Linked DNA regions of Homo sapiens: all the other regions are linked to region 1. The links are chromatin contacts, found by Hi-C or POLR2A ChIA-PET in ENCODE. All regions are on one chromosome and are shown on one strand. Each heading gives the region's core, a stretch centred on a gene start or an enhancer-like site at or near the end of the contact. The rest is flanking DNA. Distances are from core to core; before and after follow the strand shown.

What was found. Hi-C counts contacts between places; a loop is a spot of excess contacts on that map. ChIA-PET counts read pairs that join two places held with the same protein, here RNA polymerase II (POLR2A). Pooled maps may share reads with other maps.
Region 2: a pooled map shows a loop between it and region 1 (27-fold over the local background). The contact joins the promoter of STAG2-AS1 here to the enhancer-like site in region 1. A Hi-C loop is called at or near these places in 4 of 37 single-sample maps with no recorded cell type and 13 of 50 pooled maps. POLR2A ChIA-PET finds 5 or more read pairs at or near these places in 1 of 52 experiments (naive thymus-derived CD8-positive, alpha-beta T cell).
Region 3: a map of CD8-positive, alpha-beta T cell shows a loop between it and region 1 (8-fold over the local background). The contact joins two enhancer-like sites. A Hi-C loop is called at or near these places in 4 of 168 maps with a recorded cell type or tissue (CD8-positive, alpha-beta T cell, ascending aorta and naive thymus-derived CD4-positive, alpha-beta T cell), 1 of 37 single-sample maps with no recorded cell type and 9 of 50 pooled maps.

Annotation. Positions count from the first base shown.
Region 1 is chrX:131,810,239-131,815,182 of GRCh38, reverse strand. The region is part of intron 2 of FIRRE (firre intergenic repeating RNA element); the gene reads left to right. Among named protein-coding and RNA genes, the nearest start is that of FIRRE, 18 kb to the left of the region's middle. RefSeq lists an enhancer at 1,853-2,122. Within about 2 kb of position 1,907, at least 17 of the 41 ENCODE cell types and tissues checked have a DNase peak (open chromatin) inside an H3K27ac peak, as active enhancers do.
Region 2 is chrX:123,960,091-123,965,034 of GRCh38, reverse strand. It overlaps STAG2-AS1 (STAG2 antisense RNA 1), which reads left to right and starts at 3,694. Exons shown (of 2, transcript NR_130770.1): 1 at 3,694-3,846. STAG2 (STAG2 cohesin complex component) reads right to left here and starts at 3,329. Exons shown (of 35, transcript NM_001042750.2): 1 at 3,179-3,329. RefSeq lists enhancers at 1,822-2,081, 2,172-2,271, 3,700-3,749, 4,730-4,919, 4,448-4,944 and a silencer at 3,240-3,379.
Region 3 is chrX:124,393,611-124,398,554 of GRCh38, reverse strand. The region is part of intron 30 of TENM1 (teneurin transmembrane protein 1); the gene reads left to right. Among named protein-coding and RNA genes, the nearest start is that of SH2D1A, 50 kb to the right of the region's middle. Within about 2 kb of position 2,959, at least 2 of the 41 ENCODE cell types and tissues checked have a DNase peak (open chromatin) inside an H3K27ac peak, as active enhancers do.

The DNA.
Region 1 (4,944 bases), core at 658-3,157:
AACCCCGTCTCTACTAAAAATACAAAAAATTAGCTGTGCATGGTGGCGGGTGCCTGTAGTCCCAGCTACTCGGGAGGCTGAGGCAGAAGAATGGCGTGAACCTGGAAGGCGGAGCTTGCAGTGAGTCGAGATCCCGCCGCTGCACTCCAGCCTGGGCGACAAAGCAAGACTCCGTCTCAAAAAAAAAAAAAAAAAAAAAGAGAAAACAAAGGAAAAAATAAAGTCTATCTCTCTCTACTTATTCCATGTATGACTACTGTAAGTTGAGTGCATATATATGAATTCTAAAGAATGAATTTGCAGTCTTCTAACGAAGATACTCATTGTGTCTACCTTCCTGGAGTAATTATTTTAAGGCCATGCCCTCAAGTATTAACGTTATACATGTCTCCACGTTTGAAATAGTAACAAGCAAAGTTTACATTGGAAATCAAGAAACAAAGGTATACCTTTCAGGTTTTAAAATAGCCTTCAGTGTAAGAATCAGTTTCTCTGAAAATTATACATTGCTCTGTTTACATATGGAAATTTTAAAAAATCACTTTTTATGGTGAAGAAAACAAAAATCTTTGGGCAAATTTATAAGTAACACAAAATCCAACCATCCGAAGGATATTTAATGACCCATGCGGTGGCCTTATAATAAAAGGGAAAAGGAAAAGGAAAAATTTCAAAACCCAAGGAGATCTGCAAACTATGGGGAAGCCTAAAGTCATACCAACAAACCCATGAGTGTCACACATACACGTACTCATGCAAATATTCAAATGGAATAGATTTAGAAGAGAGCAGAAGAAAGAATATCAAAATACTCATGCTTGTTTTCATGGACTGCTCAGCATTTTCTCTAAAGGATCATGTACAGAGATCATCCCTGGTACGAAAGAGTGGTACTAAAGAGGCAAGTTTTCTGGGGGTCCTGATGTACTCAACTCCCTGAAGGATATCTTGTCAGGCCTACAAGGAATCTTCATCAGAAAAAGGCTAAGGAGCAGGCACAGAGAACAATACTTGCTAATCTTAATGAACAGTTAGATCCTGAGCCTTAAAAGCCTCATCTTCCTTAGAAGAAAGCTAAAGAAACCATTTCTGTCCCATTAAGAGAGATGAAATGAGAGCAGATCCCTCCACGTGGGTATGCCTTCACAATGGACCCTAGAAAAAAATGCTGCAAAGCCACTACAGCTGTTAACTCCTGGGCTCAGAGAATACCTCCAGGCCTTCTGGTTGTGTATATCTGCACTCTTATTGATGTTCTGGAATTTATTGACTTGGCACAGTGACACATGCTCCTTTTCCTCAGATCCTTCTTGCTCTAGGCAACAGAGGCACCAGACTTTTGGTGTCCCTGAGACCTCCAGCTGCTGTTAGATGCCACCTCGAATGAGATTCATTTCCCCCTCCTCACATTCTAACGTTGCTAACATTGGGGCCCATACCCCAAAGTACAGGGATATCTTGTGCCAGCCCAAATGTCTCATGGTCTAAGGGGCAGGGTCAGGAGACCAATGCCCAGAAGCTGTGTGTAGACTGTAGTTTTTCCATAGTCCTGCCCACAGTGAGAGGAAACCAAAGCCCTGCATCAGTCCTGGTACCTTACTTAGCAGCTTCTTCACTGAGATTTTGCCTTTGTCCAGACTGAACTCCTGGAAAGCCTAAGAGTTGAAGTTGAGAAGGCCCATCTTGGGGTCAGGCCCTGTTGAACCTTTGAATTTGCTACATCTTTCTTAACTGCTAGATAGGAGGGAAGTTCAAACCCGAAGCTTTTGCTTTTGTCAAACTACTTCCTCGCGATGGCAGTATGGGCCCAGAAAAGCCAACTAACCCTGCCCCCAGGCCTTCTTCTCCCTCCCATTCCATCTGAAAAAAACCACCACTAACAGGCAAAGCCACCAGGAAATATGGCTACCTTGTGTCTTGCCCAGTTTGAAGAAACTTGCTCACACCGCTGCGCTTTTGCTTTTGCTTTCCATATACAATCAAACTGAAGCCTAAAACCACCCACTCTCATTAGGCATCTTTTCTTTTCAGTAATTCAGTTTCCTCTACTACAGCTTCATAGATCTCCTCATCGGTCACCATTAGATATGCAGGATTTTCCCCATTTTCAAGTTTTCTGATACAAGGTTCAAGTCCCAAGGAGTCCGTGCATGAGGAAAAGATATTGCTGGAACTCCAAAGCTTGTATGAGGCTTGGCTATCTGTCTCCATCAGACGTTGTGGTCTTTGACCTGGCTCATTTCCCAGGCTCTTATGGCGTACTCCATTTTCTGGCTCACATATTTTAGAAAGTAACCAAAATGGCATCCTTCTTTTTAAATGTCTTTCCAGATGGAGAACTCACTAATAAATATTTCAGTTGCTCAAACTTGATGTTCAAAATAAATACTCATATTTAGCTATTATCATTTAAAGACATCAGAGTTAAGCTGTTCCATAGGTTTTGAACTAATATGTTAAAACATTATCAACTTTATCGTATGACCTTTTCTTACACTTTTATATTTTTATGCCTCATATATTCATGTTTTAATTTTCACATACACGATGCTTTGAATGAATAAAGAAACAACACATTTTAAATAATTAATTGGGCAGTTAGGTAGAGAATGTACATTGTGTATCCTCCTTAGATAATTGTATAATTTATTGTCCAAGTTGGACAACTGTGTGAACCGTGACTTCCTAAGGCACACTGAAAGGAATGTTCACCCTATTTATCATTCCACAGTCTTGAGACAAACACTGATCACATCTTTATGCTTTATTTACCTAAATATATTGATAATTTTTTTTTTTTGAGATGGAGTTTCGCTCTTGTTGCCCAGGCTGGAGTGCAATGGCACAATCTCAGCTCACCGCAACCTCCGCCTCCCAGGTTCAAGCGATTCTCCTGCCTCAGCCTCCCTAGTAGCTGGGATTACAGGCATGTGCCACCACACTCGGCTAATTTCGTATTTTTTTTTAGTAGAGATGGGGTTTCCCCATGTTGGTCAGGCTGGTCTCAAACTCCCGACCTTAGATGATCTGCCCGTCTCGGCCTCCCAAAGTGCTGGGATTACAGGCATGAGCCACCGTGCCCGGCCTTTTTTTTCTATTTTTGAGACAGAGCCTTGCTCTGCCACCCAGGCTAGAGAGCAGTGACGCAATTTCGGCTCACTGCAACCTCTTGCTTCCTGGGTTCAAGTGATTCTCCTGCCTCAGCCTCCCAAGTAGCTGGGATTACAGGCGTGTGCCACCGTGACCAGCTAATTTTTATATTTTTAGTAGAGACGGAGTTTCGCCATGCTGGCCAGGCTGATCTCGAACTCCTGACCTCAGGTGATTGGCCCGCCTTGGCCTCCCAAAGTGCTGGGAGTACAGGTGTGAGCCAGTGCGCCTGGCCGATAAATTTTAATTTGTATATACACATACATGTTTACAAAAATTGGGCATTGTCCTGCATATTTTTTCTTTTATACTTTTTCTCTTGGTTATAGTATGAGCATTTTGACAGTTGTACTTTAGTTATCCAAAAGTATAATTTAAAAATATGAAAATAGCTATTTATTTATAAGAAATAGAAATATTTTTATTTATATAAATATTTATAAGTAGAAATATTTAAAATTAAAAGTAATAGACTCAATACAGAATATTTAGAAAATATGGAATTCAGATAAGTGAACACAAAATGACCTATCGTATTACTATAATCTGTATGTATTTTTTCTTTAAACACCAATTGCATAATAGCGTATGTTGGATTTTTTTCCCTGATATTTCTATTTTCTCCTCTTTAATCCACTCTTCATTTTTCTCTACTTCTCTGTGTATCAAATGGCTAATCTGTATGGACTATGTAATCTGGCTGTTTTGCTCTATGTCCTGGTTATGTTCTCCTATAAAGGATTCTGGCAGGATTTCAGGAGTAGGTTAGGTATTTATTTAATCAGATCTATGGTTTTGACTCCATCCCTTAGCCAAATACCACTATCTTAACAGTATCTAGGAGGAGTAATTGAAATATTTGGCAAACAGCCTTAACGAATACCCATATACCCATAAATATAGTTAAACAACGTCGGCATTTTTAAAAATTAAAACATTAGAACCTGAATGTGACTGTATATTTCTACATTCCCAACTCTAATTTATCTTTTTTTTTCTGAGCCAAAGGGGTCCTTGGGCCTATAGGTAGCTAGGGATAAGTGGGGTCTTTATGGGAATTTCTCCCTTGAGCTGCTCGCCAGGCTGGAGTGCAGTGACGCTATCTCAGCTCACTGCAACCTCTGCCTCCTGGGTTCAAGCAATTCTTCTGCCTCAGCCTCCTGAGTAGCTGGGACTACAGGCGCATGCCACCAAGCCCAGCTAATTTTTGTATTTGTTTTAGTAGAGAAGGGGTTTCACCACATTGGCAGGATGGTCTTGATCTCTTGACCTCGTGATCCTCCCGCCTCACCCTCCCAAAGTGCTGGGATTACAGGCGCGAGCCACCACACCTGGCCAGAATTTTTAAAGCTTGCAATGAAAAGGAACAGATTGTGGAAAGGGCTTGGCCTGATAAACAGGTGGACTAATAATTGGAAGGTCAACTGAGTCGGACTTATTTTTGCCAGTTGTTCCCCTATGCCAAGAATACAAGATAGAACTGAATTTGTTACCTGAGTCCTCCCTGGACCTGAGACTTGGAGAATGCAAGAAAACCAATAAAAGTTGGGAGGCTTCCTCAAAGTGCCTTGGAAGTGAGCTGACAGTTTGCCTAATCTAGATCTTAAGAATGTGAATTCTGAAGCCTGACTAATCCGATTTTAAAATTTGTTTCTAACTATTCTTCTGTGACTTTGCATAAGGTATTTAAACTTTCTTTGCAGCTGGGCACGATGGCTCATGCCTGTAATCCCAGCGCTTTGGGAGGCTGAGGCGGGCGGATCACAAAGTCAGGAGTTCGAGACCAGCCTGACC
Region 2 (4,944 bases), core at 2,445-4,944, 7.9 Mb after region 1:
AAATGTATCTCCTGGGGGAAAAAAATAAACCTGACACTGAACAGTATAGAACTGCCAAAAAAAAAAAAAAAAAAGGCACTTACCTTAATAGAATTTAGGAGCAGTTCACAAATGCACTAATTAAGGGAGACCAAGGATTGTCATTGCAACACATTTTTACTGTTTACGGGTAATGGTCAGAATGTTAACAGACAATATTGAAATATTTTACATATCAACTTCTAACTAGTTATAGCACCAGATCCTTGGGGCATGAGGTGATTTAAACCATTTTAAATGTAAACACTCATTTTCTTATCAGTTAAAAAAAAAAAAACCCACTCCACCCTCTCTGCCAGTCTCTGATACACCTTAGAATACTATAGTTACTTCACAGTGGGAAGGAATAGCTAATAAGTACATTTCTTTTCCAACCCACTTCTCTACCTAGTCATTAAACACCAAATTCTGAAACTGAATTCAGCTACCTAGATCTTTCTACCAGGAATGCTCCCTATGGTACCTCAATCCCTTCCACTGTCACTTACTGCAACTGCCAAAGCCCCTCCTATTAATAGTAAATCCCTTTCATACTGACTCACTGTAACTCCAACTTGATGAAATAGACACTAAGCAGAATTTACAAAAATTGCAAATGGAATTTTCCTGTTTTCAAAGAATTAAAAAGGAAACTAAAAGTAGAGCACATTCAGGCTAAGTTATAAACATTTAAAGTTCAACCAATTTATAAGTATTTATGTTGCCTGTTTTATACTAGTTCCCGTTTAAACGTTTTTTTTTTTTTGAAAGTTTTGCCAAGCATTGTGTAATCACTTACACAAGGCTAAATTTCCTATGCAAGTAATTTTGACATGTAAATATAAACTTAAGTCATTACCCCCAAGACTGTAAGACAATCTGGAAATTCTACTGCAAAAAAAGTTTATCTTAAACTATGGAAATGTTTAACAGCACGCACAAAAGTAGAGAGAATAATAGTAACAATGAGCGCTTCTGTATTCATCCAGCTACAATAATCAACTCAAGGCCACTTCTGCTTCACACCTACCTCCTACCCACTCCCTCCTCTCATTATTATCTTCAAAAAGAATTAAGAGGAAGATACTATGTTCTCTAAGTACACTTCTACCCAAAGATAGCAAAAGTATCAAAAACTAGCATGTTAAGTCAAAATCCAACAATGTAACTATACAGCCGCCTTACGCCTTACACAATTCTTTGGTAGGTGATAAATTTAAGAATTCAGTTAAACACAAAGATATAACCATCTTTAAGAATTTTAATGAAGTCCATAAACCCAAAGGGCATATTTAAAATTATACCTAAAAAGACAAATAGGGAAATGTGATGAAAACGAACTTAAACATCTGCAATTAACTTACTTAACGTGGCACCTTAGTTCAAAATGAAAAAAAAAAATCGACTATTTAACATAATGTGTCATAAAACTGCAATTCAACCACTTGAAAAACTGCTGAACACTTATATACCTTAAACTGGTCCTTCTGATCCCTAATTATAGATTGATATCAATGTAGAAAGAAAACCAGGCATTTTAACGTTAAGTGGTTGAAAATGTTGAAAATTAACCCCACTGTTCATCGGAAAGTATATGAGAGCAAGCCTAAACTACCTGAATTATATGTCATTAAACAAATGCATCCACTTCCCAGAGCCTTTTTTTTAACAAAATAAGTTCAGATATACCCTTAAACGCAACGCGCTAGGCTACAGACAGAATTAGGAGACCGCCTCCTGCTTTTGCTCCTAACCAATACGCAGAGAGAGAAGGTTGGCAGAAAAGTGCTGCGAGGACAGTAACAAACACCAGCAGCTCCCGAGCAGGCCCTGCTAGAGCCAGGAATGACGCACTTCGGTAACCCGACTCTTTCTCCCCTCCACCCCCGCCCCCAGCAGCGGTGCTGACACCGCCAACAGCCCGGAGTAGGAAAAAAGACAACAGAAAAAAAGGCAGAGGTTGGACCGCACTAGGTTTCATCAAGAAACCTCGATGATTCCTCTTTCGACACTAACCACTAGGACTAAACAGGAAAAGAAGCTTCGTGCTTAAGCAAGTCCCATCATGGTGGTTTAAGAGTCACTAAATTAAGCTGATAATGAGTCCAATCCACAGAGACAAATACAGGGTGTGGCTGCTGCGAAATACGGCGGTCCGTGGGAGAAAAGGGGTATGGAATTTACACTCCAGTGTGAAGGGAAGATGGGGCTTTATGGTGGGAGAAGGGGGTGGCCCGCGCATTTTAAGGAACCATTGCAAACCAACACAAGCGCCTCGTTTACTTTAAATCTAACCTTACAGATCAAAAGTTTCCAATAGATATATCATGTAAACTGTAAATTACCATTTAATCCAACACCATGGCCCTCAATTTAAAAACTACATCCAAGAGAAAGAAGGAGGGAGAGGGAAGAGGGGTGGTAGGCAACAACATAAAAAACATTCTAGGCCACGGAAGAGAAAGTCTCACAAACCGGATGAAACTACTAATACAATATTAAAAATTAAAGCCGAGCACTGAAGCACGAAAATCACACGATAACCCATTACAGTTAAGGATTAAAAATAAAATGACATATGCACCAAGGGGGAGCGGAAACTAAATGTCGAAAGTACAGCGGTTTATAAAAAACTAAAGGCAAAACAAGACATTCTCGCGACGGGGGGAAAAAAAGGCCGAAATCAACAATACGTTCACAATTCTAGGCCAAAAGAAAATGGGAACGGGGCTCAAAGTTTTGCGGAACTACTTGATGCTGTTTCCCACACCTTCTCTCTCCCACGGCCCATCCGACCCTTTTCGTCCCAAAATCGCCGTCCGCAGATCTCCGGATCCAGGGGAGAAGAAAAAAGAAAGTCGACCCCGAGCAAGAATAAAAGTGTGGAGTGAAAACGCACAGGCTGCCTACCTGGGGCAAGGATCAGCTCAGTTCGTGCCTTGAGAAAGACAGTGCGGGTGGGGGTGGGAATGAAAAGCAGCACTAAAACTAAAACAAAAGTGGCGCCAAAACCCCCCAACAAACAGCCTTCCACTCCCGCCCTTCCCCCCTCCGCCCATGCCAGGCAGGCAGGGCCCCCTTCGGGGCAAGGTCTGCGCGCGGGGGCCAACACCGCCAGACCCCAGCCAATTTAGAAAATTGTTGCCCGAAGAAAACTGACCGAAGTCGGGCCTCGGAAGGGATGGAGAGATCGATGCCAATCGCCTTCCCCAGCAGTTCCCCCACCACGCGCTGGAGATGATGGGGCGGGGGAGAAGCAGAGGGGCCCGTCACATGAATGTTGTTCCCTCTCTAGGAAGGGAGGAAGAGAGGGAGGGAGGGGGGAGGGAGGGAAGGGAGGAGGGGAAGGGAGAAGGGAGGGGGCACGAGGGAGGGGTGTGATCAGAGTAGATTTTCCCTCGCCTCCCTCGGTCCGAGGCCCAAATATACACAACTGAGCCTCCTTTCTCCCCTCCCCCCTAGGTTCCCAGCACCACCATTTTGCTCTCTGCCTTCCCCTCACCGCGACACCGCGCTCTCCCCCACCCCAACCACAGCCTCCCGGCTTTCCTCCCCCGACTACGGCTCGCACCCCACCCCACCTCCAGTTCGGGCTCTCCTAGGCTTAGGAGCCTGCCGGAGAAAAGGAACCTAAATCTACTGCTACACAGAGAAGCGGAGCCTCCATCTTGCGCTGCTCCGCGTTCTCCATTTTGGGCCACCCATGGGGGGGGGGGGTCTCCGTAGAGGCCCCGAGGGAGAGTTGGGCGAGGGAAGGAAGAGAAAATCTTCAGCGAGGGTAGTCGAAAAGAAGAGCCCTGCGGTAGAAAGCCACTCTAGGAGTAGGAGGTAGGGAGGAAGGGGGGCTGGAAGTTCCTTGGAAGTGTTGGGGTAGCGACTTGGGGGGAGAAGGGAGAAAGGAGGGCGGGGGGCGCCGCGGGGGCGAGAAAGATCCTCCCGCCTGGACTCTGCCCCCCGTTCCATGGCTGCCCCCCATGGGGGCGAAGAAAGCAGAGGGGAAATTCAATGGCAACAGAGTGCCCAACCTCTTTCCCTCCCAACTCCTCTCTCTCGCCCTGTTTCAATCATACACACCTCACGGTGGGCCAAGCGCCCTCCGGGTGCCCCTCCAAACTTCTAGAAGCTTCGCCTCCGCCATTTTATAACTTACCTCCCCCCTCAGCGTACACAGAGGCAGCAACGAGACTGTTCGCCTCCCCCACTCCTCCTTCTTTCTCAGGCCGGGGGCTTCTTCACCCCTGGGCTGGTACAAGATATTTTTCCCCTTCCTCTTCTTTACACCCTCGAATTCTACTCAGGGACGGAAGCTCCCGCGGTTCTAGAGCGGTGGGGGGTTTTGAAAGTGGCGGTCGGATCCGGCGGGGTTTTTTTTCTTTTTTTTTTTTTTTTTTTTTTTTTTTTTTTTTTTTTTTTTGGTGGCGCTTCGGGATTGTTTGGGGTGTTCGCTCTTCGGCGACTTGGAGGCGAATGGAACGCGCAGGCGCCATCTGTCGGCCACGAACCCGCGCCCGGCTCCCGTTGGGAGGGAGCGGCATCTAGCGGCAGAGAGTTGCCACTGCAACGCCTGGCTCCCAGCCCTCCCACCCAGCGTCCTCCTCCCAGTCACCGACCAATCGTGGCCGACTGACTCCCGGGTTCAGCGTCTCCGACGCCGCCCGCAAACCAGGCGCCCGCAGGGGCGCGCCGCCGAGTGGGGTAAACAAGGTGCCGTGCCCGCGCCTGACTTACTCATTCGTTTGGCCGCGCTTCCGCCGCGGACCCGATCGAGCCGCGGTTCTTCTGTCTTTAGTGGGGTGTCGAGGGGAGGGCGGTAGGAATGTCCGGCGGAGCCCTGGGCCGTGGGAATCCAGAGGCTGGCTGGGTTCGCTCCGGGACTCGTTCCCCGGGCCCCTCCGCCCCTCGCGAGGCGCTAAGGTGGCAGCCCAG
Region 3 (4,944 bases), core at 1,710-4,209, 7.4 Mb after region 1:
TAGAGAAATTATACATTTATTCCATCTATTTTAAAAGTAAGTTTAGTTCTCTTTCAAAAAGAAAGAAAAAAATGGGAATTCCAGGTGAAATATTAGAGGCTGATGCTAGTACTGAACATATGCCCTGTTCATTGGTAGGCATCTCTGTGAAATAAAAGTAGGCTTAAGTAAGCTTTTGATTGTCTACCAAGAGATACCAATAAAAAAAAAAATCTGTGGAATTAATGTAGTGATTGATTTCTAAAAATCAAATACTAATTACCTTAAAACTAGTGAGAGTAAAGTAGCATGTGGTACTTTTTAAGATCAACTGTGACTTTTTTTTTTTTTTAAGAGTCTTGCTCTGTCGCCCAGGCTGGAGGGCAGTGGCGCGATCTTGGCCCACTGCAAGCTCCGTCTCCTCTGTTCGAGCAGTTCTCCTTCCTCAGCCTTCCGAGTAGCTGGGATTACAGGCGCCTGCCACCACGCCCGGCTAATTTTTTGTATTTTTAATAGAGATGGGGTTTCACCGCATTAGCCAGGATGGTCTCTATCTCCTGACCTTGTGATCCGCCCGCCTGGGCCTCCCAAAGTGCTGGGATTACAGACGTGAGCCACCGCGCCCAGCCCCAACTGTGACTTTTCTATCCATTCTCACAACTTCATAAAAATTAAATGCAGGAGGCCGGGCACGGTGGCTCACACCTGTAATCCCAGGACTTTGGGAGGCTGAGGCGGGTGGATCACTGGGTCACTTCAAGACCAGGCTGGCCAACATGGTGAAACCCCGTCTCTACTAAAAATACAAAAATTAACCGGGCATGGTGGCGGGTGCCTATAATCCCAGCTACTCAGGAGGCTGAGGCAGGAGAATCCCTTGAACCCGGGAGGTGGAGGTTGTGGTGAGCCAAGATCATGCCATTGCACTCCAGCCTGGGCGACAGAGCGAGACTCTGTCTCAAAAACAAAAACAAAAACAAAAAAATTAAATGCAGGATCTTCCAAACTCTGACGTGGCTATTTGGCCCATCTCACTTATTTACCTTCCAACTTCTTCAGCAAAAATTAAACAAGTAACACAGTTGTCTAGTGACAGTGTTCTTGAAAATTCAGCCTTCTCCTCCTTAAGGAGGGGAGAAAATCAACTGCAGTGATCATAGCTCAGAGTTCAGCACATTCACAGGCGTGGGTGTGCAAGTGTGTAGTTGGTTGAACCATAGCAAATTGCCCTTTGTGTAGGTCAAAAACAGCTAAATATCACCAATTGCCTTTAGATCAACGTAGTACAATGTTATTTTTCTAACTGAACGACTTTCAAATCAGAAGGGTTGAAAGGATTTTCTCTTGAACAATTAGAACACAAAGTCCTCAGAAAGAGCAGGAAAGGGCTTTGCTTTTCCCCATATACCCTCTTTTTACAGGCCTTTTCATTTCTGCCAGCAACACTATTCGTGGCTCTCCAGAGCACACTCTTCCCTCTTTCCTCTCTGGTCCTAGTATGAACAACAATCAGGCCTGTCTCCTAGTATAGCTGAAAAAAACATAAGGGAAACCGAAGGATGCATTACAGCGTAGATCCATCTTCCCTTATTAAAAACCTATTACCAAACAGTTTTCTTACCACACCACACAGCCTGTCAGTTGCCAAACTCAAAGGTTTTATTCAATGCACAGCTATCCAAAGATACCCTTTTTAACTTGGAGCTATTCCCAAATTTCAATCCTTTTTTCCCCCCCTTCTCTTTTCCAGGGAAAGGATTAGTGTAGATTGAATACTGAAACAAGAGTGGAAATAAAGATTGATGGTCCACACTTAGGTCAAGGGCTATCATCTTTCAGGAAAGCAAGCACTTGTATGAATGTGGAGCTTTCTCAGCCTTGCCCACAAACCCAGTAGTAGGTAGTGTTCAGCCTAGTTCTTATTCTTATCATAGAGGCTGGTGGCACGTGAGCACTCAAGAAGGAGGTTGGAGGCCTGGCGTGGTGGCTCATGCCTGTAATCCCAGCACTTTGGGAGGGTGAGGTGGGTGGATTGCCTGAGGTCAGGAGTTCGAGACCAGCCTGGCCAACATGGCGAAACCCTGTCTCTACTAAAAATACAAAAAAATTAGCTGGGCGTGGTGGCGGGCACCTGTAATCCCAGCTACTCGGGAGGCTGAGGCAGGAGAATCGCTTGAACCAGGAAGTGGAGGTTGCAGTGAGCCAAGATCGTGCCATTGCACTCCAGCCTGGGTGACAAGAGCAAAACTCCGGCTCGAAAAAAAAAAAAAAGGTTGGGAGAGGCTCAGCTGGAAAAGCATTCTCTTTGCCAGGCTTCTCACACATGGTTTCCCCAGGAGACTCAGGGAGGAACCTGTGGCATCTTCAGTTCCTTCATTCTTTTTTAGCTCTTAGCCGAATTTTACATTAACTTCCAAACCTGACTTTGAAACTAGTGTTTCAGCAGCACTGGAATATCAGAGTGCATTATCCATAAACAGAGAAGCACAGCGGCAGACGTCTTGACAGGCAGAGAAAGAACATTAGGCAGAGTTGTCCTCTGCTTGCTTTGTGGTGGATTTTAAACAGTGATCCCTGCTTATGTAGCTATAATGACTTTACTAAGAAATGTGTTCTTGAGTAGTAAACTTAATCTATCAGACAAATAAAACCACAAATTTAGTTGAACTGGAAATCACTTGTTACTTTGGCTCTTTAACTATCATTATAGCATAAATTGCAACAGTTACAACCATCTCTGGGAGTACATGGATATTTTACAGCTATTGTAAATGAACAGTATTACAGTTGGAGATATGTGGCTGTGAAACCACAGGAAGGGTAGTTCAAGAACACCTGGTTTCCTATAGGCTTCCAGGCCCGTTGTATCAAAAGACAGGAAATATGCGCTTTTCTTATCACCTTTTAGGTGCACATAACAACACATAAGCACATAACAACAGGTGGCTGTATATGTATGCAAGACAACACTGCATGCATTGGCCACAGATGGTATAAAGAGTCAAGAGTCCCAATTTGTGGTTGTACTCCCTGAATTAAACCTACCCCTGACACAAACGGCACTTGCCCCCAGATAATTTAAGCATCTAACCACTAGTCTTCCAGATACAATTCATGGCATGGAACATTTGGTAGGTCTTCTTTTTTTTTTTTTCAGAAGTTCAAAATTAAGGGCAAATAACATTAGCCCCAGCTGACCAATGAAGAAACTGAAACCAAAAGAGGTTTAAAAAGGAAAGTGTCACACCCCAATAGAAAAATGGGCAAATATCATGAGCAGACAATTTATAGAAGATACACATGTGGCCAATAGATGTTAAAAAGTGTTCAGCCTCAGTAGTAATCAAATAAATGCAAATTTAAGCCACAGCAGCATATCATTTTCCCACTCTCATATTGGGAAAAGTTAATTAACTGATAATACTCAATGCTAGTAAGGATGGACTGAGATAGCCTCTCCCACTACTAGCTAATGGGAGTATGAATTTATACAACCTCTGTGCACTATAAAGTAATCTCTCAGGTTGCATCAGGGGTCTTTTAACATGTCTCATTTGACCCAGTAATTTCACTCATAGGGTTCTGTATTATGGAAATATTTACTTATAAAAATGTTCAGCAAAACATGCAATATGAAAGAGAAAAACAAAAACTACTTTCTGATTTCTAATTGGGAGAATAGATAAATAAATGTTTATCATGTAGTAAGACATGCAACCATTAAAAAGTATATTTTAAGAACATTGAATAACACAAGGAATGCTAAAGATAAAACATTAGCTGAAAAAGTAGGACACAAAACTTTAAATACAATCCTAGTTGTATGTTTTAAATGTATGCACAGAGATTATGCCAAAAAAGTAAGATAAATGAAATGAAATACAGTGAAGTGTTAACAGTGATTTTCATTGGATGGTTGGATTACATGTAATTATATCCTTTGTACATTTCTATATTTCTAATTTTTCTGCCATGAAAAAGTTATCTCTTTTATATTTGGGGGTGGGAGGGAAAGGTTACTTTTTAAAGCAAAGAGCACAAGATTCTGAACAAAGGAAGACCAGAGTCTGGTATGAGAGCATTAGCTTTGCAGCCATCCAGACCTCTAAGATCAAAACTCTTTCTGAACCAGGATGTTGATCTTGGATTCCTGAGACCTGAAAAGGTTTTATGTTTAGGTTTTTCAGAAAGGTTCAAAGCCCCCCTAAGAGTATATTAAAAATGTTAATATATATGCATTTTATATGCACTTTTCTTGGGATACATTGCATAGCTTTCAGATAGTTAAACAGATCCTTGACCACAAAAGTTAAAATTAACATCAAGTTTAGTTGAGTAGCTAGTGAATCAGTTTAATCTGACTATGATTAATGTAGTCAAATCCTAATGTGAGTTTCACTCCTCCCCTTCATTAACAAGATATTTAACATTTCATTCAGGATCATGTTGACAACTCTTACCGATATAAATCTAGTACACTAAGCTACAATCACCTTGGAATCTGAAATGTGGTCCTATTCACAAGCCTAAATAAAATGAGAAAAGTAATCATTATGTTATACAAATAACAATTACTAGTGTTGTTTCACAGCTTACCAAGTACCTGTATATGGAATATCGTTTAATTCTTAGCACAAGTTTGTGGTGTAAAGTGGTAACATCACTCTTGTTTCACAGATAAGAAAACTAAGGCGCAGATGGAAGAAATGACTGGTGCACAGACAAGTAACTAGTTTGAATGTCTCCTGACTGCAGTTCACTGCTACTTAGACTCCTCAAAGTCTCTCCTTTTTCATTCTTGTTTTTGTTCCTGCCGGATACACTAGGACTCTCTCCACCCAAATCAGAAGTCTGTCCCCTAAAAGCTGGGTGAAGGGTACACAGCAACTCTACCATTTTTGCAACTTCTTGTGAGTCAGACTATGTAAAAATAAAAAGTTTTAACACAACAAAACATAAAACCCA